Regions from separate parts of the Homo sapiens genome. Here region 2 is linked to region 1. The links are chromatin loops, found by intact Hi-C in ENCODE. Cell type or tissue: sigmoid colon. All regions are shown on one strand. Links, peaks and the distances in the headings refer to the core of each region. The heading gives the core; the rest is flanking DNA.

Evidence for each region. Hi-C counts contacts between places; a loop is a spot of excess contacts. Peaks named below come from ENCODE experiments on the same cell type or tissue, not always from the same donor. Only the 100,000 strongest peaks of a DNase experiment are listed, where the experiment ranks them.
Region 2: a loop joins it to region 1, with 7 times the contacts of the local background. A loop is called at or near these places in 103 of 110 quality-filtered maps.

Annotation. Positions count from the first base shown.
Region 1 is chr11:27,480,498-27,496,261 of GRCh38, forward strand. It overlaps LIN7C (lin-7 cell polarity scaffold C), which reads right to left. Exons shown (of 5, transcript NM_018362.4): 5 at 13,921-15,764. It overlaps LGR4-AS1 (LGR4 antisense RNA 1), which reads left to right. Exons shown (of 4, transcript NR_131170.1): 4 at 1,711-1,936. It also overlaps the pseudogene RPL37AP7. Among named protein-coding and RNA genes, the nearest start is that of LGR4, 16 kb to the left of the region's middle. In sigmoid colon, for the core only: no CTCF peak of the experiment used is centred there; no DNase peak of the experiment used is centred there.
Region 2 is chr11:27,173,543-27,189,306 of GRCh38, forward strand. The region is part of intron 2 of BBOX1-AS1 (BBOX1 antisense RNA 1); the gene reads right to left. Among named protein-coding and RNA genes, the nearest start is that of BBOX1-AS1, 37 kb to the right of the region's middle. In sigmoid colon, for the core only: no CTCF peak of the experiment used is centred there; no DNase peak of the experiment used is centred there.

The sequences.
Region 1 (15,764 bases), core at 7,746-15,745:
CTGGGCCCTCTTTACTGTACCTAGAGCTCGAGCAAGGGTGAAGGATGGCTGGGAGCAGCACATGCCACTTGTGTAGAACTGATGGGACCTCTGGGATGCGAGGGCTCGTAGTGAGGCTTCTGGCACGACTGGTTGAAGGCCATTCTTGAAGACAGCCCTTTTTCAAAACATCACCAAAAAGCATCTTACTCTTTTGAGCTGGTTGGATACTACGGGGTTAGATAGCCTTTCAATACTTCTGAAGACCCATATTGACCCAAAATTTGAAAACATTTGGATAAATATCAGAAATATGGAAATGCCTAATCTTTTCATTTTCTTTTTTCTTGTTTGTTTTTTTCGAGAGAGTTTCGCTCTTGTTGCCCAGGCTTCAGTGCCATGGCACAATCTTGGCTTACCACAACCTCCGCCTCCTGGGTTCAAGTGATTTTCCTGCCTCAGCCTCCCGAGTAGCTGGGATTACAGGCATGTGCCACCGTACCTGGCTAATTTTGTATTTTTAGTAGAGACAGGGTTTCTTCCTGTTGGTTAGTCTGGTCTCGAACTCCTGACCTCAGGTGATCTGCCCGCCTCGGCCTGCCAAAGTGCTGGGATTACAGGCGTGAGCCACCGTGCCCGGCAATGCCTAATCTTTTCTAAATCTGATTTTCTTTTCCTGATCTTTCCCTTTCAATTCTAACACAAGAGGAAAATGAGACTCAAGGGAGCAACTTCTGAATTACAGAACCACATGTGGGTTCGTTCCAAAGTCTGAGTGCATAAACTACTGGTGAGAAATAGAAGTAGGCAAAAATTAAATGATTCTTAAAGAAACTAGATGTTATAAGAAAAGAGATAGAAAAGTAAAGGTAGAAAAATCAGAATAGAAAAGCAGGAAGATTACCACCTGGTCAAGCTGATAATTTGTTAAGACCAAAATACCAACACGAAGTTCAGCCATGGAATTGGGTAGTTTTCACTTCCTCAGAATCCCAAATAAAAGTGAACATTTTAGAAAGATCTTAGCATGACACAATTATTTCAAGAAACTACATGCAAAATCTGCGCATGCCCTGATGATGTGTAATCAGAAAACCAGCACTTAGGGTGGAGTAGGGGGCTGTGGTGGTGGTGGTGGTGCTGAAATGTTCTGAAAAGCTCTTCTTTGTCTACATCAAATATTTTGAAAGAAATCTGAAATGGAAAGAGGAAATTAAATGTAGACCCAAGGAGAAATATTGGGTAGGATGTGGAGGGAAGACTCCATATTCTGTAAATTGTCTTTTTCCTAACTAGACACCAAATACTGTCTCAAAAAAAAAAAAAAAAAAAAAAAAAAGACACTCTTAAATACCTGTTTGCTAATTCCCAAGCTGTTAAGTTATTTTTGTCTAGTGACAGCTACCATGGCTATCTTCAAATAAGAAAAGCGGCAGCCAGAATGAAAAGGTTAACAATCCAAAAGTTTTTGAAAATGTCTTTTAATTTTCAAAATAAAACACCCTGAAGCAGTGCTTTTAAAAACACAGGCAAACTGCCAGTCATTTGTAATTTCCAAGATTACTTTGGAAAGGGGCAAAGCAAAGAAAGCTTCAAGGCTGGGTTAGTGGTGCTGGGTGTCAGGATGATGCTGAAGATGGTATTTTCTAGGACTGGTTGGCAAAATCTGGTAATATCTGCTAATACCTCTCTCTCTCTCTCTCTCTCTCTCTCGTTCTCCCTCTGCCTCAGGCTAATGTTAAAACATACTTCGTGATCTGTAGAACGTAAGAGAAAATTTAGAAAATGTTTGATATGAAAGAGAAAATGAAGGATGTTGCGATAATAGGGAAAAACTTTATAGTAATTCTACCAATTTGCCCCTTTTATTCTAAAATAACACAAACTTGTCAAGCTTTTCAACATTTTTTGAATTTTTTTTTTTTTTTTTTGAGATGGAGTTTCACTCTGTTGCCCAGGCTGGAGTGCAGTGACATGATCTTGGCTCACTGCAACCTCCACCTCCTGGGTTCAAGCAATTCTCCTGTCTCAGCCTCCCAAGTAGCTGGGATTACAGGCCTGCACTACCATGCCTGGCTAATTTTGTATTTTTGGTAGAGACGGGGTTTCACCATGTTGGCCAGACTGGTCTCGAACTCCTGACCTCAGGTGATCCACCCCGCCTCGGCCTCCCAAAGTGCTGGAATTACAGGCATGAGCCACTGCACCCAGCTGGATTTTGTTTTTCAAGGACTATTTACCACATACCTACTTTTCAAAATGTACTCCGCTAGGTACTGAAGAGTTTTGACTGATGCAGGGCTGTCTGCATGTAAATCACCCTGGGAAGGTTTGTAATACAGAAGTTCCAAGATTCCATCTCCATTGATTCTATTATAGAAGGTCTCTGTGGGTCCCTGAATTCCCAGTGTTTAAAAAGTTCCTGATTCTGATGTAGGCCTCCACCACTAACCAAGACGTATGACTTTTTGCTACAAGATAAGGCAAGTGTGGGTCCTCTGAGAAGCAGACATCAATATGGGATTACTCATGCAAGAGATTTGTTAGGGGAAGTGATTGTGAAGGGAAAATGGGGAGGGAGCTAAGGGCGTCTGAGAAACCATCAGATTGAGATGTGGGTCTGGCCCCAGGTGAGGAGGTGAAGGAAGGAAAAGAGTCTTAGATTTCAGTGCAGTTCTATAAAATTTCAGCAAAGCCACAAAAATTATCTGCCAGAGTCTCACGTCTCCCAGGAACAGGACTGCCTTAGTATCTCAGCCATGCTCAGTCATGGGCTGGGACCAGCCCATAGGAAGTGTGGCCTTGGCACAAACAGGGTGAAGGATTTTACCTTAGGACTGTTAGTCAATTAGTGTCCCCACAGTGAGAGGTCTGACAGGTGCCTTTCACTGCAGCCCCAGGATATAAGGTACGACATGGAGCTCTCCTACAAGCAGTTTACAATTCAACTTTCAGAATGTAGAAACACAGGGTTAGAAAAGACATTAACGCTAGTTTAATTACCTTCCTAAGGCTTAAGAAGGCTGAACAGCATCCCTGCTATTCTTGGATACCTTAGAGTTGGCATATTCATACCTCCATGGGGAGTAGTCCATCTTTGGGCACTTCTGGCTGTTAGAAAGTTGTATTACGTTGTGACAAACTGTTTCTTCTTGATGCTTTAAAAATTAGAAATAAGGCTGGGTGTGGTGGCTTACGCCTGTAATCCCAGCACTTTGAGAAGCTGAGGCGGGAGGATTGCTTGAGCTCAGGAGTTCAAGACCAGCTTGGGCAACAGCGAGACCTCATCTCTACTTAAAAAAACAAACAAACAAACAAACAAACAAACAAAAAAACACATAGCTCTCTGGGCTTAGACTTAGTTTGCGGTGACATGGCCAAATGCACCAAGAAAGTCAGAATCATCAGTAAATATGGGACCCGCTATGGGGCCTCCCTCCGGAAAATGGTGAAGAAGAATTGAAATCACCCAGCACACCAAGTACATTTGCTCTTTCTGTGGCAAAACCAAGATGAAGAGATGAGCTACGGGGATCTGGCACTGTGGTTTCTGCATGAAGACAGTGGCTGGCAGTGCCTGGACCTACAATACCACTTCTGCTGTCACGGTAAAGTCGCCATCAGAAGACTGAAGGAATTCAAAGACCGGTAGACGCTCTTCTACTCTTTGAGACATCATTGGCCTATAATAAATGGGTTAATGTATGTAACAAAATTGCCTTGGCTTGTTAACTTTATTGGACATTCTGATGTTTGCATTGTGTTAATACTATCGTTTTGGAGAAGCATGCTGTGATGGATTATTTTAATTCAGTTTCTTTTTTTAGTAGTCAAATGATAAAATATGGCATAAGGATACAAGTCTTCCAAGTTAGATATATCTATTAGCTTTTTATAAGTCTGTTCCTACCAGTTTGATTTTGAGATACACTGGAGCAAACTGCAAACTTTAGTGTTTGTTAGTTTGTTTTTTGAGACGGAGTCTTGCTCTGTTGCCCAGTCTAGAGTGCAGTGGGGCGATCTCTGTTCACCACAACCTCCACCTCCTGGGTTCAGGCAATTCTCTGCCTCAGCCTCCCGAGTAGCTGGGATTACAGGTGCCCGCCACCATGCCCGGCTAATTTTTGTATTTTTAGTAGCGACAGGGTTTCACCATGTTGGCCAGGCTGCTCTTGAACTCCTGACCTCGTGATCTACCTGCCTCGGCCTCCCAAAGTGCAGGGATTACAGGTGTGAGCCACTGCACCTGGCAGTTTAGTTTTAAAATTACAGTTAATATTTAAAAAAAATGTTTTTAGGCTGGGCATGGTGACTCAGGCCTGTAATCCCAGCACTTTGGGCAGCCGAGGCAGGTGGATTACTTGAGGCCAGGAGTTTGAGACCAGCCTGGCCAACACAGCGAAACCCTGTCACTACTAAAAATACAAAAAATAGCTGGGTATGGTGGTGCATGCCTGTAATCTCAGCTATTTGGGAAGCTCAGGCACCAGAATCACTTGAACCCAGGAGGCAGAGGTTACAGTGAGCTGAGATCATGCCACTGCACTCCAGCCTGGGTGACGGAGACTCTTGTCTCCAAAAAAGTTTCTAAAGGTTTAGGATATACTAAATAATATACGTATACTGCCTCTTCTATTATACTTTTGGTGTTTTCTTTGACCTACACTGTATCAGCATTTTCAGGAAACAATATGAAACAATTATAATTTCCCATTAAATGTCTCTCTATATATGTATACATATGCATATATATATATAAAATGATAATTAGCAGGGTGTGGTGGCCTGCACCTATAGTCCCAGCTACTCAGGAGGCTGAGGTGGGAGGTCACGTGAGCCCGGGAGGTTGAGGTTACAGTGAGCCATGATGACACCATTGCACTCCAGCCTGGACGACAAAAAAAGACACTGTTTCCAAAAAAAAAAAAAAAATCCTCAGAAATAGAAGAAACTTTGGGGATATGTGCTAAATCCTCTCATTTAATAGTGTGAAATCAGACCCACAGAGGATAACCAAATTACCCAAGGCCACAACATACCTAGTTATAGACAGAACTGGAGCTAATATCTAGGTCAACTGCTCTTTCTACTCTGTACTCGGTTTAATTTTTATTTTAAATTTTCACGGAAAAGAACATTTTTGACAAGTTTATTGTCACACACAACAAGTTAATCGCAATGATTCCGATGGTCTCCAGTTTATTTAAAAGAAGCTGCCACATCCCCTATGAAATTACTTTTCTCAAACATCCTGTGAGGGGTGAAGACACGTAAGAGAAGCAAAGCCAAAGATAATTTCCAGTCATCTAAAGTTGTTTATATTTAGTAGAAGGACCGAAAAAGCAGTATTAAATACACCACCCCACCACCTTCCCAAACCTTTATACTAAGTGGTAGATGACTATTCATGTAGTTTGGTATTTTACATGTTTGTTTTATTTAGGGTTTATTTGGGAGGAGTTGTTTCTCCACATTTACAAAGCTTTGAATTTTATAAAATACATTTCAATTTAAATTTTGAATTAAAAAGAAAAGATGGAGTACATTTTAAATCTTTGGTCTGAGCTTCAGTTAGCAAGAACTGCTAGAAAATTCTAAAATAGAAACAATAGCACTTTGGCGTCACCTTGTGGTCAAATGTGAAAAGGTAGGAGAAAAGGATTATGCATATAGCATAATAAATTTGTGAGGAGTTATTTGTATTTACAGAAGGCAATGGGGGGAAAAGTGTGTGTGTGTGTGTATGTGTGTGTGTCTGTGTGATTAAGTCCTTCCCTCCTTAGCTTTAAAAGAAAAATATCATATTATAAATTCCAATACTGCCAATATTTGCAACAAAGGTTTAATTTTGTTTGCAGCCATTCTATTTTATAATTATGGATAGGTTCATGTGTTTGCCTGGATGCAGGGATACCATCCTTTCTAGCTTTTATCATGTGAGTGATCACTCCTACCCGCTTCCACCCTTGGTAAAATTGACTCCATGGGAGTGGAGTGGCATCTGACTGGTAATCTGAGAGGCAACAGGCCCTTATCCTAGCCACTCCTAGAGAGGGGGCAACCTCTGCCCCTGCGGGATGGGCACCATCAGAGTTCAGTCCCGACCATGCCCATTCCATGCCTGAAAATTGGCCAGACTGAGCCCCCCAGCCACAGGCTTCTCTGAGAAGTTTTCTCTGGCCAGTTTTCAGAATGCCCATTTTCTTCTCAGGCCTCAGGTACATGCCCCTGCCCAGCCTTGAGCAGAGTGTCAGCTCTGTGAGAGCAAGAGCTTTGTTTTGTTCTCCACAGAATTCCCAGCCCCTAACTGTGGCTGGCAAATAGTGGACATCCGACAAACATTTGTGGTCAGTATAAATTAATAAATAATAAAGCTCATATTCTGGCCCTCATCTGCCACTCATTTATTTCCTACTGTACCTAGAACCCAAGTGGGGAAGGGAGATACTCTTTATTGGTCCCTGTCAAAAACCCCGATTTCCCAGATAGTCCGAGAGTGGCTTCTTCAGTTCACGCCATTCAGGTCTCTTTAAATGTCATCTCAGATGTCCTTTCCTGTCCTATCAAAAATAACACCACAGTCTTCTTTCAAATTGTTTCTTCTGTGAACAAATATTGTTTACTATGTGGTAGGTGCTGTTCTCCGCTCTAAATACACAACAGAAAACTAAACAGGGGCCTGCCTGCCCTCAACAAGTTTATAATCTTGAGGAGGGAGTAGCCAAAATTGACAAATATATAGCAATAGAGGGCAAAGGAGGTTCCAGGTAGAGAGAACCGCAAGTGTGAAGGCCTGTCCTGTTGGAGACACTTGGAGACAGAGAGGGAAAAAGTGTATGAGTGAAGGCTGGGGAGGGAAGCAGAAGCTGGATTATGCAGGGCTTGGTGGGTCATAGAGAGGGGCTTGGGTTTCTATTCTAACTGGGCTGGGCAGCCAATGGATGTGTTAAGGATAACTGGTGGAAAGGGCTCACCAGCACACAGCAGGTGCTTTCAAGATAATGAGTGCTGGTTAGGTGCAGTGGCTCATGCCTGTAATCCCAGCACTTTGGGAGGCCAAGGCAGGCGGATCACCTGAGGTCAGGAGTTCAAGTCTAGCCTGGCCAACATGGCGAAACCCTGTGTCTACTAAAAATACAAAAATTAGTCAGGCATGGTGGTGCCTGTAATCCCAACTACTTGGGAGGCTGAGGGAGGGAGAATCACTTGAACCTGGGAGGCGGAGGTTGCACTGAGCTGAGATTGCGCCATTGCACCCCAGCCTGGGCGACAGAGGTCCAGAAATATGAGCTCAAAACTCTGTTTCAAAAAAAAAAAAAAAAAGGTAATGTGAGTGCTTAGTGATGACAAGCATAATGGGAAGTGCAGTTGGTGCTGTATGGAGGTTTTGACAAAAGCCACAATAAGCTGCTTAGACATGTTGAGCCCATGTCCCTGAGTCCACTCCAGACATACCCCAGTGTGAGAAGGGACTGTGGGATTTAGCTGGCACCTTGACAAGTGATTGAATTTCCGTGAGTCTAATTTTTTTTATTGCTCTCTAGCGCTCGTAGCCTGCTGGACTTTATAATACTTGTCACTACCTAAAATTACGTTATTTGTTCTCTTGTTCTTCTGCTTCTCCCACTAGAATATGTGTTCCTTATCAGGATTTTATCTTGTAGACTGCTATATCTTAACTACACTGTCCAGTACATAATAGATGCTCAATAAATACTGTTGAGTGAATGAATAAATGAATTAATTTTATGGTATGTACCCAGTAAAACAAGACTCAAAATCATGCTCATTTTATTGAAATGTATAAAACCATAGCTGATCACTTTCTTCTTCCAATTTTTCCCATTGTCATTTCTTCAGTTAGTTCCTTCCACCATCATTAACAGTTAATAGAATGCTATTTCATTATTTTTTAATGAAAAATTTATGTAGAAATGGGGTCTATGTTGCCCGGGCTGGTCTCCAAATCCTGGCCTCAAGCAATCCTCCCACCTCGGCCTCTGAAACTGTTGGGATTACAGGCGTGAGCCACTACACCCAACCTATTTTTTTTAAATTTTTTTTCCCCCTATGGAAATAATTCACTTAAATTGCTGCCATTTTCCGTAGAATTCATCTCTTAAAAATTTTTAATTGCTACAACATACGTATCATTTATAATTTTGTGATACAAAGTAACAATAGGTAGAAAATAATAGGTGGTATTTTCAATGTGCTAATGCTATTTAATGAAATAATACCTATATACTGGGGAAGAGATGCCAACTTAAAAATATCCAATTGAATATTGACATAATATACGAGTTAGATTCATACTCTGCTTTTTTTGTTGTTGTTCTTACAGGGCTCTAGATTAAAAAAAAAAAACCACAACAAATCCAACAAGAAACCTAAAAAAATAAAATAAAATGAATGAGAGAGAAAATCTTGCTAAAAGTGCAGTGTGGTATTGGGGGAAAATTATGGGTTTTGAAAATAAACTTGGGATTAGAATCTGGTCCATGAGTCAGTGTAAGTGTGTAATTATGAATAAACTATTTGGTGTTCCTGATTCTGTGAAACAGAATAACACCCATCTTATTGGGGGGTTATAAGGATTAGATGCAGTGCTTAGTAGATGCTTTATGAAAGGCAGCCATGCATGATTATCAATATTTCTGATATTTTAGAAAATACCCCCTTTGTGCATAAACTAGCTTATATGTCATTACATGATACAAAATAGTTCACATCAAACCAATTGCGTGTTAATGTTATTGCACTTTTAGAACAGGAATGGACTTTAAACTGGTCCCTGACCTTTTTGGCACCAGGGAATGGTTTTGTGGAAGATAATATTTTCCACCGGGGTTGCGGGGGAAGGCTGTGGTTCACAGGGAGATAGGGATGGTTTCAGGATGAAACTGTTCCACCTCAGATCATCAGGCATTAGATTCTCACAACAAGTGGGCAACCTAGGTCCCTTGCATACATGCGCAGTTCACAAGAAGGTTCACGCTCCTGTGAGAATCTAACGCCATCATTGCTGATCTGACAGGAGGCGGAGCTCAGGCGATAATGCTTGCTCTCCCGACACTCACCTCCTGGTGTGCAGCCTGCTTCCTAACAGATTTACCAGATCCTAGCAGATCTGCGGCATGGAGCTGGGGACCCCAGCTCTAGGACAAAGGTTTTCAAACTGTGCTCAGAGGAACTCCTGTCTGCAGCATGGGAAGGGGGGTTGAAGGGGACAGCCTTCTTGAACCAGCGTAGTTCTATATATTAGGCTTTGGCTGAAGAGAGGACTTTTCTAAGGAATAAAGAAATGAAACCAGATTGGAAACTACCAACCTCCCTTATTATACAATCAAGAAAATGAAGACTTAAGGATCATATGTTAATGGCATAATTGGAATGTAAGTCCAGTGTTTCTTCCACTACACTATGTCATTGCTGTTATTTTTTGAGACAGGGTCTCATTCTGTCACCCAGGATGGAGGGCAGTAGCACGATCAGGGCTCACTGCAGCCTCGAACTCCCAGGCTCAACTGATTCTCTGCCTCAGCCTCTCCAGTAGCTGGGACTACAGGTGTGCACCACCATGCCTGGCTAACTTTTGTATTTTTTGTAGAGACAGGGTTTCACCATGTTGCCCAGGCTGGTCCTCAACTTCTGGGCTCAAACGGTCTGCCTGCCTTGGCCTCTCAAAGTAGTGGGATTACAGGTGTGAGCCACTGTGTCCAGCCTTGTTATTTTTTATTTAAAATTACACAATAGACATTTTAAAAATTAGGTCTTGGTTAGCAGTACACAATTTTTCATTTAATTTTGGTTGTGGCAATACCCAAAGAAAATCTTTGTTCTATTTTTAAAAATTAGGTGTTACTGTACAAATTTTATCTACTATTAACATTAGTTGGAACAGTTTTACATAAAAGATGAAAGTAACCTTCATTGTTGTCCTCCACAAATGGTACTTGGCATGTTAATGGAGCAAGGTAATAAAAGATTGACAAGGGTATTGTCCCTATAGTATTTTGATCCTTTCTAGGACATCTAACATCAAGATCAGTTGATAAATACTGTGTCTACCTGATACACACATCATTGTGTTTATACAGTGCCAATATAAGTTATTGATCTACCTGTGGAATTATGGAAAGCCAGTCAATTCAACAAGGTATAACAAGACATCATACCGTTTTAGGCACTGTGTTAAGTAATGGGGGTACAGTCGTGTCCTTCTTGCTGTCATGCAACTTAAATTTTAATGGAAAAGACACAAGCATGTTAATATAAACAAGGTGTTGGTTGGGCACGGTGGCTGATGCCTGTAATCTCAGCACTTTGGCAGGCCGAGGTGGGTGGATCACCTGAGGTCAGGAGTTCGAGACCAGCCTGTCCAACATTGTGAAACCCCATCTCTACTAAAAATACAAAATTAGCTGGGCATCGTGGCATGTCTGTAATCTCAGCTACTTGAGAGGCTGAGGCAGGAAAATCTCTTGAACCCGGGAGGCGGAGGTTGCAGTGAGCTGGGATCATGCCATTGCACTCCAGCCTGGGAAACGAGCGAAACTGTCTCTCAAAAAAACAAAAACACCCCAAAAAACAAAAACGACAAGGTGTTGCCATGTTAAAGGATGAGGAATCAGCCTTTAGATGGTGAACTTAACAGGCAACGCAACTTTGGCTGACACCTGAATGAGGGGCAGCCAGTTAGTGGAAGAACCAGAGGGAAGCCTTCCAGCAAGGGAATAGGCTGTGGAGCAGAACAAGTAGGGCAGTGGACTGAGATGAGGCCTGAGAGGAAGTAGGGCAGGGATTATGCAGAACCTTTGAGGTCATGGCAAGGTATTTGGATTTTATCCTAAGTACAATGCAGAGTTTTAAAAAGGGAGCAACACAATTGGTTCTGGCTTAATTAATGCTTGGTACCAGGCCCATGGATCATAAGGAACCTGTACAAACCTTTACAGGCTGAATGTCCCATGTCAAAGACAAATCCTCATCTCACCCAGCTGGAGCAAGGACTGCTGCATAAACTACTCTCAGTGCTGAAGGAGACAATGCCCTGACGATACCAACTCCTGACGAGTCCTGGAGTTAAGACGCATCCATGCAGTAACTGACAACCTAAAGTGAAGAAACGGCTAGGTGCTTAGGTGCTCATGAGTCCAGGGGGCCAACGTGGAGGCACAAGCTCAGTTACACAGCTGCACAGGTATCCAAGGAAGCATTTCAACCACAGAAAGCAAAGAAACCAGCATTCTCCTCATCCCCAAGGGCCAGGAATCTCATCCTTTCTTAGCCAAAGCCACTTCTACTGGAATGTTTTTATCACACACTGGAGAACCCACATTTAATTTTGCTTCTGTACCCAGTTTTGGTAGTGATGCCGCTGAAAGGTGGATTCTCTCACATATTAATTTTCTAGGGCTGGCATAACAAAGTACCACAAACTGGGTGGCTTAAGTGAAAGTTAATTGTTTCACAGTTCTGGAGGCTGTTAAGTCCAAGATCAAAGTGTCAGGAGACTTGGTTCCTTCTAAGTGTGAGGGAGAATTTGGTCTATGCCTTTCTTCTTGCTTCTGGTAGTTTGTTGGTAATCTTCAATATTTCTTGATTTGTAGAAGCATCACCCCAATCTTTGCCTTCATCTACCCATGGTGTTCTCCCTGGGTGTGCGTCTGTGTTCAAATCTCTCCCAACTTTTCAAAAAATATGGACACTAGCCATACTGAATTAGGGCCCACCCTAATGACCTCATTTTAATTGGATTACCTCTGTAAAGATCTTATCTCCAAATGAGGTCACATTCTGAGGTACTGGGGGTTAGGACTCCAACCTATCTTAGGGGAACACAGTTCAACCCATAACACTGTAAAACACAAAGGTTAGATATCATTTAAAGTCTGGGCTCAAAATTATGTCATTTAAGAGATACCAGTAATAACTTCCTACTTCATGGTTTTATTGCATTTCTTTGCCAAATAAAAAACAAACACAAAATTAGTTTTGGGTTTTTAATACCCTCTGATGAAATGAATTACTTTCAGTAACTGCCATATACAGGAAACTTACCTGCTGCAGGGGCTAAAATTTCTATCCCTATTGGTTAGAATGAGAAATCATCCACACTTTCTTACCTAGAGACAAACTTTAAAAACACCAAATCTTTTTTTTTTTTTTTTTTTTTGAGATGGGGGTCTCACTCTGTTGCACAGGCTGGAGTGTAGTGATGCTATCTCGGTTCAGTGCAATCTCTGCCTCCGGGGCTCAAGCAATTCTCATGAAAGCCTCAGCTTCCCCAGTAGCTAGGACTACAGGGACGTGCCACCACACCCAGCTAATTTTTGTACTTTTATTTATTGACTGATTGATTGAGACAAGAGTCTCATTCTGTCACCTAGGCTGGAGTGCAGTGGTGAAATCTTAGCTCACTGCAACCTCTGGCTCCTGGGTTCAAGCAATTCTCCTGCCTCAGCCTCCCAAGTAGCTGGGATTACAGGAACATGCCACCATGCACCGCTAATTTTTGTATTTTTAGTAGAGATGAGGTTTCGCCATGTTGGCCAGGCTGGTCTTGAACTCCTGCCCTCAAGCGATCCACCCTCCTCGGCCTCCCAAAGTGCTGGGATTTATAGGTGTGCGCCACTATGCTGGGCCTCAATTTTTGTATTTTTAGTAGAGACGGGGTTTTGCCATGTTGCCCAGGCTGGTCTCAAACTCCTGGGCTCAAGCGATCCACCTGCCTCGGCCTCCCAGAGTGCTGGGATTACAGGCCTCCCAGAGTGCTGGGATTACAGGTGTGAGCCACTGCACCTGGCCCCAAAACACCAAATCTTGATGTTTGGTGATTTTAAATATACATACTGTGGTGTCCAAATAGACCCTGTCTCAAAAAAAAAAAAAAAGATTTGGTGTTTTTAAAGTTGTCTCTAGGTAAGAAAGTGTGGATGATTTCTCATTCTAACCAATAGGTATTGTTCATGAGAATTAGGAGAGGCCTTACATATACCTTGTTAAAATGAAGTATTTGTCCCTTTAAAATTTAAAATTCAAAAAATAAAATTGACAAATGGGTTCTGTATGAATTTACCTTTTGCCCTGTATATAAAGTAAATCTTCAAGATTCCATCAGGGAGATTATCTGCCACTAATAAGTAAACGTACAAAATATGGGTCAGCAATTCATTATAGTAAAATCAGAATAATCAAAATAGTGAATATAACAAAACCCGAATAGAAAAATTTAGTGAATGGATACTCTGGTCTACTAAAGTTTTGAAAAAAACTGAGTCCTAACACTAAATGCTTTTTGTTGTTCCTCGGCTGTGTGGCACATTTCCACACTTTTTTAAAGTTAATGGTGGTGATGCCTTGGACTGTCTAACACCTAGTCCAGTAGTCTCCTGTCTCTATGCCTAGGTCATCACCTTAAAGGTTAATTTAACAAATCCTTACTTGGACTTATTTTCCAATGATTTTCATTAGAATATGGCTTCAATCCTCAAAGCTCCAATTTAAAAATTCCGAGTTTCTTTGATCAAAATATAAATTTGATAATTTCTTATGAATCTTATTCTTCTAAAGTTTTTAAGCATAAAGGTTGTTTTCTAAATACCAAAAATAAAAACTTGCTAATTTTAATTTTTTGACCAGAATTATTTCCTTTAGCTCATAAGGTTCTGAAGCTATTTTACATGAACAAAAGCAAACACAAACAGTATTTACTATGCCAGGCACCTTTTTAAGGGCCTTACAGAAAATGGCATGACACTTACAGGCATTCTTATTAACAAATGACAGGTGAGGGAACTAAGGCACAAAGAAATCAAGCAACCTGTCTAAGGTGACACACGGTAATGGTGGAACTGGGATTGAAACCAGAGTTGTTTGGCTTCAGAATCTGTGCTCTCAATCACGTCATACTGCCGCTCTTGAAATAACACAAGAAAATGTTTTCTTTAAATTTTATGAAAGACAAAGCAAAATATAGAAATTCAAAGTTTCATTTCAGCAGCCACCAGGAATTATGTTTTTTTATACATACCTTTCATAAACGTTATCTATTGTGTAGTTATATCAACTTTTTTCAAATCCAAAGAACGAGGACATAACTCATACAAATTTATTTTAAATAAGCCTTAAAATCAGAATTAAATTGATAAATGAAGTAATCTATTGAAAAATGTTATTTTACATCCATTCTGGGTATTACCACAAATTTTAAAAGTAGAAGCATAGCATTTGCCAGTTATTTTAAAAAACCGAGTCAATACAAATTAGTCTCAAAGTTCTTGAAAATTAATAAGTGATTTTTCTCACTACTTAACCATACCTGGAATAACCTTTGAAGAAACACTACTAGCAAACTTTAGACAACAATTATAAAACCAGATTGTTGGCAGAGGACACAACAAAATGTAAGTTAGAAAATTCATAAACATACATTTATTCAGGAAATACAATTACTAGAATCCTTGATATTTCAATGATCATTCCACATTATAAAATATTCACAAACATGTAGTTTTTTAAGTCTACACCAGGTCATGCTGACATTCTTTTTGGATAAGCCATAACCATTTCTTCTATTAAATGCTATAATATCCATTTTAATTGTAAACAAAGTACTTGAGCCAGACTACTTAAGTACTTGAGCAAAATAACTTAAAAAAATCTTAAGAGGAGGAGGACAATGATATTTTTTAAAAACATATTTGAGGCTGGGCATGGTGGCTCACGCCAGTAATTCCAGCACTTTGGGAGGCCGAGGCGGGCGAATCACGAGGTCAGGAGATCGAGATCATCCTGGCTAACACGGTGAAACCCCGTCTCTACTAAAAATACAAAAAAATTAGCCGGGAGAGGTGGCACACGCCTGTAGTCCTAGCTACTCGGGAGGCTGAGGCAGGAGAATTGCTTGAACTGCCTTGAGGTGGCGGAGGCTGAAGTGAGCCGAGATCACACCACTGCACGCCAGCCTGGGCAACAGAGCAAGACTCTGTCTCAAAAAAAAACAAAAACAAAAAACAAAAAAAAAATTTGAATCGTCAAATCCTAAAGAACTAGGCTGCTATTATCTAGTATTATACTAACAAATGAAGTGCCCACATTAAGACAGTACATAATTATTAACGACAATATTTCTCATCTGCAATTTTTAAACATGCTTTCTCAAATAACAAACACGTATTTTTGTAAGTTTTAAAGGCAAAGGGGGCAGAATGATGACAGACATAAAAAGCTCACATTTAAATTACTGGTAGATTTTATTAAAAAAAAGAAAAAAGAAAAAAAAAGATAAGACTGTAATTACTTCCCAAATAAGGAATGCCAAGTACCTTTTATTCCTAAAAGAAATTACTTGGCCAGGTGCAGTGGCTCACGCCTATAATCCTAATGCTTTGGGAGGCTGAGGTGGAAGCCAAGGAGTTTCAGGCTGCAGTGAGCTATGATCACACCACTGTGTTCCAGCCTGGGAGACAAAGCAAGATCCTGTCTCTTTTAAAACAAAAAACAAACAAACCAAAAAAAAAACAAAAAAAAAACCTAAGAAATGTAATTAATCATTAAGTAGCTGCAAATTGAACTGTTCTATTTTGATACTTCCTAAGAGTGTCCAGTGTAATCAGATCATTTTATAATGGGTTATTGACCCTAGGTGTCCTTTAGAACCACCTGGAAAGCTTTACAAAAAAAAAAAAAAGGGTGATTTTGATTTAGTTGTTATGGAATAGGACCCAGGTATCAATTTTTTAAAGCTCTGCCAGGCTAATATGTAGCTAAGATTGAGAATC
Region 2 (15,764 bases), core at 2,452-10,451, 310 kb before region 1:
CGTACCCCACTGGTCTAAAATAGAAGTTGAAATTTTTTAAAAAAATGGTTTAAGAAAACCTGGAAAAAAAAAAAGAATGTGTTTTCAAGTTGATCCAAGTCAAATAGCTTTATTTTAATGGATACAGATTCCAAAACAAACAGAATTAAACCTCATACAGTTGAAAGGGCACTGTAATATGAGTTAGGAGCCTGGGGTTCTCTAGAGTCCATTTTTCAAGTAGCTATATAATCCTAGGTGAATCACTTCACGTCTCTGGGGCTCAGTTTCTTCACTAGTTAAAAAAGAGGTGGAGTAATGCATACAAACTCCTAAAATCCTCTGATAGTGCCTATTGCATTATCTCAAAGCAATTAACAGGTACACTAAGTGGGAGAAATCACCTATGCCAAATATTGAATTTGAGGATGTAACTTAAACTCCAGTGTTTGTTCTACAAAATTCAAATAATGTTTGGCAAGGTAAAGGGCTCTTGATCCTCCATCTGAAAACACAGGATTGCAAATTTCAGCCATCACCTTGTTCTCCTTTCCTTCTATTGACAGTGTTTGCTTTAGTGGCAGAAGGAAGCCCAGACTTGTGTTGACAGAGTTTGACTGTTGGGGAAAAGTACATACCTGAAAGTACATACCTGGAGGGAGAACAGTGTTGAACAAGAAACAAGGCATCAGTCTTGGCCTGACTCATTCCAAGCTGGGCTTCCCTTCGCCATTGCTTTGTTCCAACACTAGATCAGAGGCTCGTGTAGAGACTTGCTGAAGTCGAACACTATCAAAAAACTCCAGCCCAGCCATGCTGAGGAGAAAAAATTCTCGCCAGATGAGTGTTGGAGCCAAGGCTACTGGGAAGAGCTGGAGATCACACCAGGGCTCCAGAGAGCGCAACCGGCCCCCAGCCCTGGCCCTCAAATTGTTCCTCATTCTTCAGGGTCACAGGCTGCTGAAACTTTTCTTATTTATCCAAACCTTTTGGGAATTGCCTTTCCAATAGGCAGTGGTACACATTTTCTTTTCTTGGCTTGGTAGGAAGTGAAAGGTTATAAGTTATTCCCAAACTGTGCCTCCAAGGCTATATTCACATTTCATTTTTTCAGATATTTTTAAGTTTCGTGATTGCATTTAGAGCTAGATAAATTTGAGTAAATTGCTCAACCTCTTAAAGGTTAAGTTCACTCACCTGTAAAATGAAAATAACGCCCACACTTGAGGATTAAATGAGACATCACGTACACCTGACAGATACCATGTGCTTAATAAAAGGGAGCTCAGCTGGGTGCGATGGCGCAGGCCTGTAATCCCAGCACTTTGGGAGGCCGAGGTGGGAGGACTGCTTGAGCACAGGAGTTTGAGACCAACCTGAGCAACATAGTGAGACTCCGTCTCTACAAAAAAGTTAAAAATTAGCCAGATATGGTGGCGTGTGCCTGTAGTCCTGGTTACTCAAGAGACTGAGGTGGGAGGATCACTTGATCCCAGGAGGTCAAGGTTGCAGCATAAGCTGTGATTGCGCTGTTGCACTGCAGCCTGGGCAACAGAGTGAGACCCTGCCTTAAAAATAAACAAATAGGGAACTCTTCTATCATTCCTTTCACGAAGGTCATCCAAGCACAATCATTCTTAGACCCACTTAAACCAACCAAATTTTGGGAGGAAGTTCTCCTACTAAAAGATTTTCTTAAAGATTGTTTTTCTGTGGCTTAGACAATTTCTTCACACAATTGGGACCTTAAAAATTATCAATATATAGAGAGAGAATGCATTCCCAATTAAGTATGCATGCATTCAGCAAAAATTTTAAAGTACCAGGCTTTGAACAGGGTAATAATTGCTTCTTTTTTTTAATTTTATCATTATTATACTTTAAGTTTTAGGGTACATGTGCACAATGTGCAGGTTTGTTACATATGTATACATGTGCCATGTTGGTGTGCTGCACCCATTAACTCGTCATTTAGCATTAGGTATATCTCCTAATGTTATCCCTCCCCCCTCCCCCTTCCCCCCACCCCACAACAGGCCCCAGTGTGTGATGTTCCCCTTCCTGTGTCCATGTGTTCTCATTGTTCAATTCCCACCTATGAGTGAGAACATGCAGTGTTTGGTTTTTTGTCCTTGCGATAGTTTGCTGAGAATGATGGTTTCCAGTTTCATCCATGTCCCTACAAAGGACATGAACTCATCGTTTTTTATGGCTGCATAGTATTCCATGGTGTATATGTACCACATTTTCTTAATCCAGTCTATCATTGTTGGACATTTGGCTTGCTTCCAAGTCTTTCCTATTGTGAATAGTGCCGCAATAAACATACGTGTGAATGTGTCTTTATAGCAGCATGATTTATAGTCCTTTGGGTATATACCCAGTAATGGGATGGCTGGGTCAAATGGTATTTCTAGTTCTAGATCCCTGAGGAATCACCACACTGACTTCCACAATGGTTGAACTAGTTTACAGTCCCACCAACAGTGTAAAAGTGTTCCTATTTCTCCACATCCTCTCCAGTACCTGTCGTTTCCTGACTTTTTAATGATTGCCATTCTAACTGGTGTGAGATGATATCTCATTGTGGTTTTGATTTGCATTTCTCTGATGGCCAGTGATGATGAGCACTTTTTCATGTGTTTTTTGGCTGCATAAATGTCTTCTTTTGAGAAGTGTCTGTTCATATCCTTCGCCCACTTTTCGATGGGGTTGTTTGTTTATTTCTTGTAAGTTTGTTTGAGTTCGTTGTAGATTCTGGATATTAGCCCTTTGTCAGATGAGTAGGTTGCAAAAATTTTCTCCCATTCTGTAGGTTGCCTGTTCACTCTGATGGTAGTTTCTTTTGCTGTGCAGAAGCTCTTTAGTTTAATTAGATCCCATTTGTCAATTTTGGCTTTTGTTGCCATTGCTTTTGGTGTTTTAGACATGAAGTCCTTGCCCATGCCTATGTCCTAAATGGTAATGCCTAGGTTTTCTTCTAGGGTTTTTATGGTTTAGGTCTAACGTTGAAGTCTTTAATCCATCTTGAATTAATTTTTGTATAAGGTGTAAGGAAGGGATCCAGTTTCAGCTTTCTACATATGGCTTGCCAGTTTTCCCAGCACCATTTATTAAATAGAGAATCCTTTCTCCATTGCTTGTTTTTGTCAGGTTTGTCTTTTTTAAAGCACTTTTAGCTTATAATTTTGTTTTCACAAACATTCATTCATTTGATCCCCGACCATACTCTGTGAGGAAAATAGGAATCAATCCTTATTCATCTCTTATAGGTGGGAGTGACAGTCATAATAAGCAATAGAATTAGTACAATAAAAGCATAGTCCTGATGTTAGACAGACCTGGGTTTGAGGACTGGGTCTAATATCAGCTGTATCTCCTTGAGCAAGTTACTTTTTGCATCTCATTTGTGAAATGGGAATAATATGCCTATCTCGCAGAGTTATTATGAGTATTAAATTAAGTAGTACATATAAGGTACTTATTACATATACAATCTCACACTCAGTTTAACATATAATATCAATTAGTGACCATCAGGATCATTACAGTTTTTAATTAGTGTTCAAGGTCATGTGGCTGAAATAGCAGAATCGGCACTAAAACTCCTGTTTGCTGACTTCCAATACAATCTTTTCTGCCATACTAAAAGTTTTCAAACATTTCAAAGGATCAAAATCCCTCTTTCAGGAAAGAATATATTTACATGGCACATCAAGGCGTAACAGTAGAACTGCCCTTGTTACAGTTGGTGGAGGGGACCTAAAATGCCTGCTGCCTACCCTACTTCCCACTGCCACAGATAAATGTCTCCCCACACGCCCCCACCCCCCACTCCATTGTTACCAAGGCAGCTGCTGGTGGTCAGCATTGCCTGACATTCACCAGGGACTTGACCTCAACAAGAGGAACACTGGACAATACTTCCATTTGCCTTGTTAGTACCATGTGTTCCTTCTCGTTTGTCTTGCCTTGCTTCTTATTTCCTGTCAATCTCCCCGTCCTTTGACCAGCCACCTTTTTGTGGCTAGGGGACTCCATCAGCTTTATCAGCTCCTAACTGCCTTCTAGGATCTGAGCCCACCCCTGTCCCCCATTGTTTTCTGCCAACCAGAACCTGTGTCTTTCTGGTTCATAGAGGTTCCCCCAACTTTTCAGCCACTGCTGCCTGTCATCACAGGAATGCTCCCACCTTCTCCCTACGTCATGCAGACCTCTGCCACCCCTTCCTAGCTCCCACCCTGACCTCTCAAGAGAGGGAAAGTGACTGATGTGATTGATCAAAATTCTAGAACATTTTTCATGTCACATTTTCTTTGGGGGTAAGATCGCTATGTGTTAAAGGCACAAAGCTATCTGTCCCATTATCTTCATATGGCTGGGAGTATACATCCAAGTAGGCCAAATGTATTACATCTCCATATGCTTGTCTGAGCATGCTGCTGTTTGCCACTATATAGAATTGAGCTGGTTAGAAGGATTCAGATTCAAGTCTTTTGTGAGATTTAAAGCCCAACTTAGTCTTCAAGCTTAAGACAGCACTTTCCCCAGCATTCTGCACTGAGGGCTATTGGGTACATGTGGGACTAATTACATCTCCATTTAGGTTCTATTCCTTGACTCCATTTTCATCAAGAAATCAACTGGGAAAAGAACTGACTGGTGGAGTAGATCTAAGCCTTCCCAGGTCTCTGGGCATAAATGCATTAAAACCTCATCTCAAGTCCTAACACCTCTCTGAACTTCCTCCTTGATGCCTGGTCCCCTTTCCTCTGTTCCCAGCCATTCACAGGTTCCTCACCCTACGGACATCCCCTGGTGTGACAGAACACAGAAGACAGGCTTCTGCTCCTTTGGGCCATGACCTCAGCATGCTTTTCTCCTGCTTTCTTCTATCTAAATCCTACTGTCCCTCAAGGCCCACCCCAAATCCCTCCTCTACCTGAAGTCTTCCATTTTCTCTGTCGTGATCCTCTGGTTCACATAGCACTTAATTTTTCATTCAGTTATGGCATTTATTTCATTCTGCCTCATGTTCCAAAAAGTTGTTTACAACAGGTCAGTCTTTTCCACAAGACTGGAAGCAATTCAAAAGCAGGAAGCCTGCTTTAATCATTTCTGATACCCCCACCTCTACCATGGTGCTTTGCAAACCACAGATACACAATCCTGTATGTATATGGGTCAAGTTGAATTGTTCAAAGAACCCAGTATTAGAAATTCCTGGAGGGCTAGACATCGTGTGGGCCTTCTGAAGCACAAATGGAAAACACTTTGCCCACAGTAGGAAGGAATTCATCAGGAATTCATCTTGGGCCTGCCTGTGAGTCCACTTGTTTTCCTCATTTTTAATTACAAACAAGCTGCCTCATGTGTTTTCTTTTTCTGCTACCAGAACGTACTGTCAATGAGCTTTGTTTTGGTCCAAATATTGATGCAGCAAGTGTTCGTCAGCAAGTCTGAGCCCTGGTTCCAGCAGCGTGTTGAGGGATTCCAACACTTTGGGCCAATAGTCAGACTTCGTTATGACTTCCTGCTCCTCTCCAAAGGCCTGGTGGGGCACGTAGGATGTAGTGGAAAGAACACAGAGTGCAGAGACTGAAGATCCAAGTTGCAGACCTCCCACTTGCTTTTTATTTGACCTCATGCAAGTTCCTTGAGGTCTCTGAACCTTGCTTTCTTCATCCATAGGTGAGTTCATATGAAAAAGCAAGTATGGAAATATTTTCTAGACCCTAGGTCTCTGGAAAGTTAAGGTGCTATCTTGTATATCAAACAACTTGGTCTGCTAAAGGAATAAATGTGTCCCTCCCAGGCAGAAAACTGCTGTGGCCCACTTTTGGGTGAAAGTTAAGTAACCACTGCTAAAAGGCAGCTATGAAGAAAAGGTCAGCTATTGTCTCTTCTGGGAACTCATCAAAAACATAATTGCTCAATGACTGGAAAATATGCCCATTTGTAAATGGGTGGCTGCTGTCTTCCCACTCTTTGCCAAGACTCTCTCATCATCAGCTTGACTGTAAGGAGAGAAACTCCGAGCAAAAATGAGTCCTGCCTCAGGGTACCTCTGGAGAGACTTCCACATTGCTGTTGGCTCCTCTGCCAAAGATATTCTGTCAAGTTCAGTTAAGGAGCCCCAGACAGTATGGCTGTGTTACCACACAAGATTTCTGCGCTTGCCATATGCACGCAGGTCTGCAGAGCCAGCAGCCAGCAGCTGTGTTTACAATTTCCCATCACCCTTGTTAATTAATGAATTCATTTTGGGCCTATTACTTACCCTGAGTAGGCTTCTGCAGCATGGGGTGGCTGCGGGTCATCCCTGCAGGAGAGCCATATGACAACTGGGCACTGTTTATTGTTGTTGTTGTTGTTGTTTTTGAGACAGAGTCTTGCTCTGTCACCCAAGCTGGAGGGCAGTGGTGCATCTCGGCTCACTGCAACCTCCACCTCCCGGGTTCAAGCGATTATCCTGCCTCAGCCTCCCGAATAGCTGGCATTACAGGCGTGCACCACCAGACCCGGCTAATTTTTGTACTTTTAGTAGAGACAGGGTTTCACCATGTTGGCCAGGCTGGTCTCAAATTCCTGACCTCAGGTGATCCCTATGCCTCAGCCTCCCAAAGTGCTGGGATTATAGATGTGAGCCACCATGCCCAGCTTAGGCACTGTTCTTGATTGGAGGCAGTGCAGGGTATGTCCCGGGGATGGGTGAAAAGGTGGTTAAGAGAACATAAAGCAATTTTTATGCACCAGGGCTAAGCATTGCCTTCCTCCATTACTAAGACCCAGTCAGCTTTAAAGAGGCTCTCAGCTTTTGTTTCCATGATTTTGAAGATAATGGTTTCCAAATTGCCAATGTGCAGCACATTTCAGATAAAATCCCAAACAAAATGTCTGTGAAGATATGAACTAAAATCATAACCACTTCCATTGAAATATTACTTATCCCCTGCATTGTAAAATTTTCCCATAAACCTGATCCCAAGGGCATAAAGAAGTGACTACCAGATCCCATGGCAATTCCAAGGGAGAAGAGAATCCTGTCTTATTTTCTAATAAGTCCTGCTTTGTAGTAGACTTTATTTTTGGAAGGCTCTAAAATGGGAAGCAGGGGAATAGGGAACTAGGAAATGAATTCAGTCTTTTACAGTTTTACTCTCTGGAAACAAAAGTGTCTACTTGTGTGGTTGTGATGGCAAATGAGTGGTATCCTCAAACCCCACTGCTCTGTGGGACCAGAATCAAACAAAAAGAACAGAAAAGGATTACTATCAAAATATTCATGAGGTTATATAAAAAAAAAAGTACCATGATTAGACAGTCTTTGTTTTTCATAAGAGACTATTCCTGTCTTTTAAAACAAAGATCTAACAAAGTCTTTGTGATTATCTAATAGAAAAAAATTTTTTGCAATACCAGAGGCTTAGTGAGCAGAATTGAACCCAAAGTTTTGCATTCTAATTCTGGCTCTATCACCAACCATCTGTGTAACCTTTGACTACTCCTCTCCCCTTTGGTTTTTACATTTCTCATCTGCACAATAACACTAAAAATAATTGGGCTCCTTCCCTTTTCAGGACTCTTGATTTCAAACAGAGGATGGAGGGGAAACTGATTTATAAACATAAAGGATGGCTATGATAATGAAGATTATATTCTAGGGCAGAATTTTAAACATTCTGTTTGTTGTTTTCCTTCTTAGAAAGATTTCTATAAAGCTATTTGTTTCAAAACTTAAAAAAAAAAGAATGTTAAATTTTATCCCATTGTATAATGTCTGGTGGATTGGGGTATGTATGTATTTAAGTTTTCCATCCAAAACATGATTTACAAAGACAGGTAAGGAATACATCCTTTAAAAATTTTATGTATTTTATTTTATTTTTTCTATTCTATTCTATTCTATTCTATTCTATTCTATATTTTATTTTATATTTTATTTTGATGGAATCTTGCTCTGTCTCCCAGGCTGAAGTGCAGAGGCTCAGTCTCTGCTTACTGCAACCTCCGCCTCCTGGGTTCAAGCAATTATCCTGCCTCAGCTTTCTGAGTAGCTGGGATTACAGGTGCCTGCCACTATGCCCAGCTAATTTTTGTATTTTTAGTAGAGACGGGGTTTTGCCATGTTGGCCAGACTGGTATCAAACTCCTGACCTCAGGTGATCCCCCCGCCTTGACCTCTCAAAGTGCTGGGATTACAGGCGTGAGCCACCGGGCTCAGACTAAAAATGTCATTTTAAAAAAGAGAAATAAAACAAATGTTAGCCTAATAAGAAGAATATGAATGAGCATTTTATGAAGTACAGCAAATACCAAGTGACAACAGATTGAGTGTGCCTAGGAAGTAAACTCCATATACACTGTCACCCCTAAATGAGCATAGATACCCTGGAGGGAATATATTGATATATTCCTAGGATCATCTAGACTCAACATTTATGTCAGTGAAATCAGCATTTTTGGATGGAGTCACATAATTTACTCTACAGTATTATCTTTATAGCTGGGAAAGAAAGAAAGAAAAGAGAAAGAGAGAGAAAGAAGGAAAGAAAAAGAAAGAAATAGAGAGAAAAAGAAAGAAAGAGAGAGAGAAAGAAAGAAAGAAAGAAAGAAAGAAAGAAAGAAAGAAAGAAAAAAGAAAAAGAAAGAAATTAAAACCTAGTTATGAAAGTTATTATGCTGAATGAAAAAAGCCAGTCTCAAAAGGTTGCACAGTGTATGGTTCCATTTATAATGACATTGTAAAAAAGACAAAATTACAATAGCAGAGAATGATCAGTGGTCAGCAGTGATTAAGGGTGGAAGCAGGTGTGCCTACTGAGGAATAGCACAAGAGAGTTTGGGGGCTTACTGAACTGTAGTGCATCCTAATTGTGATGGTGGTCACACAAATCCACACATGTCTTAAAATTCATAGAACTGTACAGCAAAAAAGTCCATTTCACTATACGATAATTTAAAAATAAAATTAACAAAAGTGATAAAATGCAAAAATAATCACATTGTTCAATTACATGCAGCAGAAGTCCAGCCTTGACCTCTGATATGTCACTAGATTTATTAAAAAAAAAAAAAAAAGTTTTACAGTGGCTCTTTTCTAACTTTAATAAGCACATAAAATCCTTGGGGCTTTGGTTAGGATGAAGATTCTCATTCAGTGGATCTGAGATGGGACCTGAGTATAATAACTAGGTGATGCCCTTCTGTGTCTGTAGACAACACTGAGAGATGTGTAGGCTTTGTATTATTTAATTCATTTAAAGCAATTATGGCAAGTATGTGTTGTTTAGAGCAATTATGGCAAATATGTGTCATATGCCAATCACCCCCATTCCTCACCCATAGCAGAGATCACTCATTGTTCAAACATAAGTTCCTCCTGAGCCTAAATATGCCCATTAGATAGAGCACTGTAGAGGGCAGGCGCTGCTTATAAGAGTGGTCATGTGAGATGGAACGTGGAGGACTGATGTTAGTCCCATCCAGCGGCATTACAGAGAAATCCACCAAGAAAACTCACATCCTTTCTGGGGTCTTACTGTCCTATCTCCAAAACTCTGTGTGTTCTAGACAAACTAGCCACAGTCAATAACAGATATATCTTTCCTTCCAGCTAAGATAAGCAAGCTTGTCTTTCTGACCAGTCTGTCAGAAGCCTAATTGAAAAATAAAATTAACAAATGTGGTAAAACGCAAAAATAGCCTAAATGACTTGAGGGCAGGGACGTATCATCCACTTCTTTTGGTAATTCCCTTCTTACTACTTTGAGCCTCAGTTTCTGCATTTATAAAATAAGAATCATAATCTTATCTCGTAGACTTGTTGTGAGGACTAATAAGATAATCAACACGGAGCTCTTAGAATAGTACCCAGCGCAGAGTAAGACTCAGTATTTGGCTACCGTTATCGTTATTCCCCCAGCAATGGCCAACATGGTGCCATGCTCATGTTCAAAAACAGGCTGGGCATGGTGGCTCACGCCTGTAATCCCAGCACTTTGGGAGGCCGAAGTGGGTGGATCACTTGACGTCAGGAGTTCAACACCAGCCTGGCCAACATGGTGAAACCCCGTCTCTACTTTAAAAATACAAAAAACTAGCAGGCCATGGTGGCACCCTCCTGTAGTCCCAGCTACTTGGGAGGCTGAGGTGGGAGAATTACTTGAACCTGGGAGGTGGAGGTTGCAATGAGTCAAGATCATGCCATTGCACTCCAGCCTGGGCGACAGAGTGAGACTTTATCTAAAAAAAATAAAAAATAAAAAAAAATAAAAAAAAACACTGCTATAGAGAAGCCAAGAGAATGAAGCAAACACTGAATTTGAGCCAAAGGACAGAGGTCATAGTATCAGCCTTCTCCCTATACCTCTCTGAACTTTCGTTTCTTCTTAGGTATAATAAAAATTGGATAGTTTTTTTTATTAATTTCAGCTCTGACATTTTGTGAATTGATAAAATTCTATAACACTCCTGTGAAGCGTCCAAGCTGTTTTCGAAATCCTGAATATCCAGTTGAGAGCAAAAGAAAAAAATTATAATACTTCCAAAAATTAGTTGAGGCAAAAATTGAGTTAATTACCACTTGACTTATTGGTTTTCTGCCACTGGAGGGCGTGCAGTACTTGTTTGTAAAATGGCCTTCTAGGTTTTAGCTCTCTTGCACACAACTTCAATTTCAGTCCATTGAATTGGAATCAAAGAATCAAAGAAACCACCTCCTTCCTTTGACAGAGTTAATAGGTAAGGAGGTACAGCCTGCAGAGACGATGTGAGTTAGAAAACTCAACAGAGAGAAGTGTGCTTAATCTTTCTGATGCCAATTCTACTACCTTTATTTCTCCATAATATTATCCCTAAACAGCCCTTCATGCCACATCCTCTCTTAACTTTTTTAAAGAGGAACTCTTAGGAGATTGTGAGCCCATCTCTTCTCCTCACTCCTGCACATGGCTTCTCCAAGTTCTCTTTTCTTTTTCGCAAACCTCCAGCAGAAAGCAGGGCCTGGGCCTCTTTAATACGGCCCTGGCATACTGAATGGGGTTAGTACATAAACAGCAAGGATCCATTTAATGGGCTCTGGCAGATTCGCTTCATTCTTGATCTGGGATGTGAATGGTGCAAAAGGTAGAAGAGAAGGTGCTTTCCAGACAGCCATTTTTTACTGAAACTTATTGTCCATTAGCCTTGAGAAATGGAAATGGGTGGTACAATGGAAGTGAGACATAGTTCCTTCATTTAAAGAACTCCCAAAATAATTAGGGTGACTAAATATAAAATTGAGGGGTGAGAAGGGAAAATTCTTGAAGGGCCTTCAGAGATCAAGTTTTAGGAACACAGACTTACTCTCTTTTGCTACATGTGACTACCTGAAGTTCTATGTTGAAATCAATTGGGATGCCTCTTCCCAATTAAGAAAGAATGTGTGTTGCAATGAATCATTCATGTCTGCCAGGAGCATACGATGCAGTAGGATATGCATGCATTTACTAACCCTGACCTCTAATCCAGGACCCACTATTTTTCTCTTTTTTTCAGATTGGGAAACTAAGGCCCAGAGAAGAAAAAGGAAGTGGTCAAGGTCATTCAGCTAAAGGACAAGAGGTGAATTTTCAAAGCATTGTAACCCTGAGGCTGCTCGGTTCAGGGTACAGGGTCAACAGACAAGGAACACTCCTGTGTTTCTGTTCTCAAAGCCACGGGTGATTCTCTCACCTCAGCTAAGTAGTCCTGACACATTTTGGACCAATTTGTTTCTCTTTCTACAAATATTTTGTAATTCCTTCTCCCTTTTTAACTTTTTTCTAATAAAATTGTTGTTATGTATAAAAGAATGTGTGTAGCACACAAAGAAATAAAGTGTAAAAATAAAATAAACACAAATGATCCACCCCTTAATTTAAAAAAATAGGAACTACACATGTGTGCTTCCTTGACCCCACTCCCTACCTCCCTGCCAGGAGGTATCCACTCTCTTAAATTTTGCTTTCTTCATTCCCTTAGTTTCTCTTTCAAGCTTTAATACATGCATACATATCTTTAGACATTGCATTTTTTTGTTTCACTCATTTTTAGATGTTATACAAATGCAATCATGAAGCTTGCATTCTTTTGTAGTTTCATTTTTCACTTAAAATTATATTTCAAAGATTTCCAAAGTTGTAGCTCATTCATCTATAATAGTATTTCATTGTGTAAATATTCCATAATTTATGTATCCATTCTACTGTTGATCAATATGTGAATGGTTTCCAGGGTTTTTTAATTGTTAAGAATTTTGCTATGTTTTTTTTAATATTTCCTGGCACCCATGTGCAACAGTTTCTCTAGAGCAGTGGTTCTTCATCAGAGCAATTTTCCCTCTTCAGGGACATTTGACAATACCCAGACACATTTTTGATCATCACAACCAGAGGGACCCCTGGAGAGAAATGGGGACAAAGGGCTTCCTCTGGCTAGAAGCTAGCGGCCAAGGATGCCGTTAACCAGCCAAGAACAGCCCTGCACAACAAAGAATGATCTGGATCAAAATGTCAGCAGTGCGGAGTCTGAGAAACCCAGCTCTGGAGGATACACATGGGTTGAAATTTCTGAGTTATAAGTGTGCCAACTTCAAATTTACAAGATAGTATCACATTGCTTGCCAAAATGTACCAATTTCTACACCAACAAGGAGTATGTAAATCTCATCGCTCCATATTTTATCCAACACTTGGTACTGTTAGCTTTTAAAAATATATATATTGGCCAATCTAGTTGGAATAAAATGGGTGGAATATAGTATCTACTACTAATGAGATGAGCATCTTTTATATGACTGTTGGCTATTTATGTTTCCTCTTCTGTGATTTGCCTGTTCATGTAATTTTCCCATTTCTCTTTTAACTATGTTTGTTTGCATTGTTTGTATAGATTTCTGGATTTTTAAAAATATTTTGTATATTAATCACAATTAATTAATTATATCACAAATATCTTCTCCCAATTTGAGGAATTTGAGGTTCATCTTTTTTTAATTGTGCCTTTTGAGAACAGAAATTAATTCTAATTTTGATGTGGTTGAATTTATCTATTTTACATCAAGTACTTTATGAGTCTCATTTAATAAATCATTTCCTACCTCTGGGTCATATGGTTATTCTTCTATATTTTCTTCTAAAATGTTTAAGGTTTTGCCTTTCACATTAATGCCATCTGGAATTGATTTGGGCTATGATGTAAGTAAGGTAGAATAGAATCTTTCAGAACTGTCCTGCACCTCCCTTTGTCTAAGTCAATTTTCTAGGCTCATTCACTAGGACAAAGTCTTTTAACCACAGGCTTTACCCAAGGACTTCAGGGGAAGAAGAATCTAATTGGCCTCCTCCCCTATTCTTTTGGAGGCCTCACTAAATGAGCAGATTGTGAGGAATGAGCACACTGACCCCAGACTATCTGAGTTCCTTAGCTCCTACCTATGCCTGTTCAGCTTAAGATCTCTCTCCAGTGTGCCAAACAGGCTCACATCAAAATGCTGGGAACTTACTGCACCCAACCCATGAGCTCTCAATTTCTTAAAGAACTTCAGAAAGAAAAGGAAAGAAGTATTTACTAATGGTAGAACTGCAGGCACAAATAGAGGCAGTGGGGGCTGATTTAAAAAGGTCCCACCCACACTCACTCCAGAAAGAATAGGAGGTAGCTGCCTACTTGTAAGGAGAAAGGCCCACCTCTCCACATGTCCTGTGACTGTAGAGGAGAGTGTTACAACTGAGTCTGGTTCCACTCTACTCCCTGCTATGGCTTCAGCAGCCCAGTTCTCAAAGTTTAGTGCAGTAGCCAGAGCCAGCAATCGATGTGAGGAAGGTGCTCAGTGGTGGGCTGGGGTCAGTAGCACAGGTTCTAAGGAGTCAATTTTATGTACCCCCTCCCCACTTCGCATCACCTTGGCAGCTTGAAATCAACAACTGTGGGATCATTTGCAGTGTTTAATTGGCAAACACCACAAATCCAGCCTTCTCCCTCCTCCTAGTGCCTGCTGTTAAACATTTACCAGCACACCACTGAAAGCACTGCAATCCCACTCACTTGAAGCCCCCAGTTAGCAGATCCCCTGTGATTAGCTCTGACCCTGAGGCAACCCTAAGTGCAAGTCGGTGGCTCCACCTATTCAGTTATCTGCTGCCTTGGCCAGTCCTGATGCACTTCCTCCAAAACCTAGGGCTTCATGCAACCTATGTTGAAAACTCTTAGTTTTCCCCCAGCTCAGATACTAAATTGCAACGCCTTTAGCCTGTGCCCCTGTCATTTTGTCCTTGCCTGGACCACTATTGTAATAGATTCCTAACCAATCCCCATATCCACTCTTTGTGTCCTTCAATCTATTCTCCTCATTCTCTTCAGTGTGTTCTTTTACCCTGCACCGCAACACTCTTTTACTCAAACCCTCCAAGGGCTTTCTATTTGACTTAGAACAAAATTCAAACCTTGATCATTGGCCCTCAAGTCCCTAATCTGTCTATTCCCTGAATATTTCTCCAAACATGTTGTCTACTCTTCTCCTTCGCACTAAGCTCCAGCCACATGGACTCTTTTCATTTCTCAAACTCAACAGTCTTTGCAGTTGCAGCTTTGTAAGCCTGATAGCTTCCCTCTCCAGATCTGTATATGGCTGGCTCCTTCTTATCTCAGTACAAAGGTTATCTTCTCAGAAAAGCCTTTCTTGATCACCAGTAAAACTCTACCAATTCCCAACCCCACCCCAAGGCATTCTCTATCCGGCACTCTTTGTGCTTGTGTTTGTTTTCTTCCCATTCCTTATTACTATCTGAAATTACATTATTAATTGCTTTTTTGTTTACCCGTTTATTGTCTGTGTTTACCTCTAGGATCTAAGTACCAGGAGGTCAAGGACTCTGTCTGCTTTGTTTCAATCTGTGCCTCCAGCATTCAGCACAATGCCTAGCACATGATAGATACTCAGTAAATATTGTTGAACTAATGAATGAACTTAATGTTGTTATCTTGGCATTAATGGCAGCACTAGAGCCCAACCAGACCTAGCAGGGACGTTCACAAAGGCTGCATTTTCTTAATGTTTTTATCCTTCAGTGAGAGTGTTCTCCTTGGTACTTATACTGCTATCCCCTAAAAGAGACATTAACTTCACCCTGGACTGACTTGAGGAATTCAAAGAAACTCAAATGCCCCTACACTGCAAATAAAACCATCCATGTCCTTAACTCTTTTCTTTTCCAAGTGCATTATTTTCCTGATTTGTAGGATACTGGGAAGGGTCTGGGACCTAATTAGAAAAACGTTGGTCCTCCATAAATAAAACTACTCTCATGGAAGAATTCCAGCGTGTGATCTCTTCCCCACAAAATCTCATTCTCCAGTTCCAGTGCTGCGAACTTCTCTCTGTGATCTGCGTCCTGTTCTCTGTCTCCCTAACTGTGCATGTGTGTCCTTCTAGTTCTCTGCAGTGATTGCCAGAAATCTGTTAATCTCCTTTGGATATAAACTCCTGTTCTATTTTGGTCTTCAAGGTTTTTCTTTTCTTTTCTTTTCTTTTTTTTCAATCTCAAAAGAAACGTATATTTGGCAAACAGGTTTGATCAGTTTATTTTCTTTATTTCTTTCATTTTTTCTTTAAGATGGAGTTTTGCTCTTTTGCCCAGGCTACAGTGCAACGGCATGATCTCGGCTCACCACAACCTCCACCACCTGGATTCAAGTGATTCTCCTGCTTTCTACCTCAGCCTCCTGAGTAGCTGGGATTACAGGCATGTGCCACCACGCCTGGC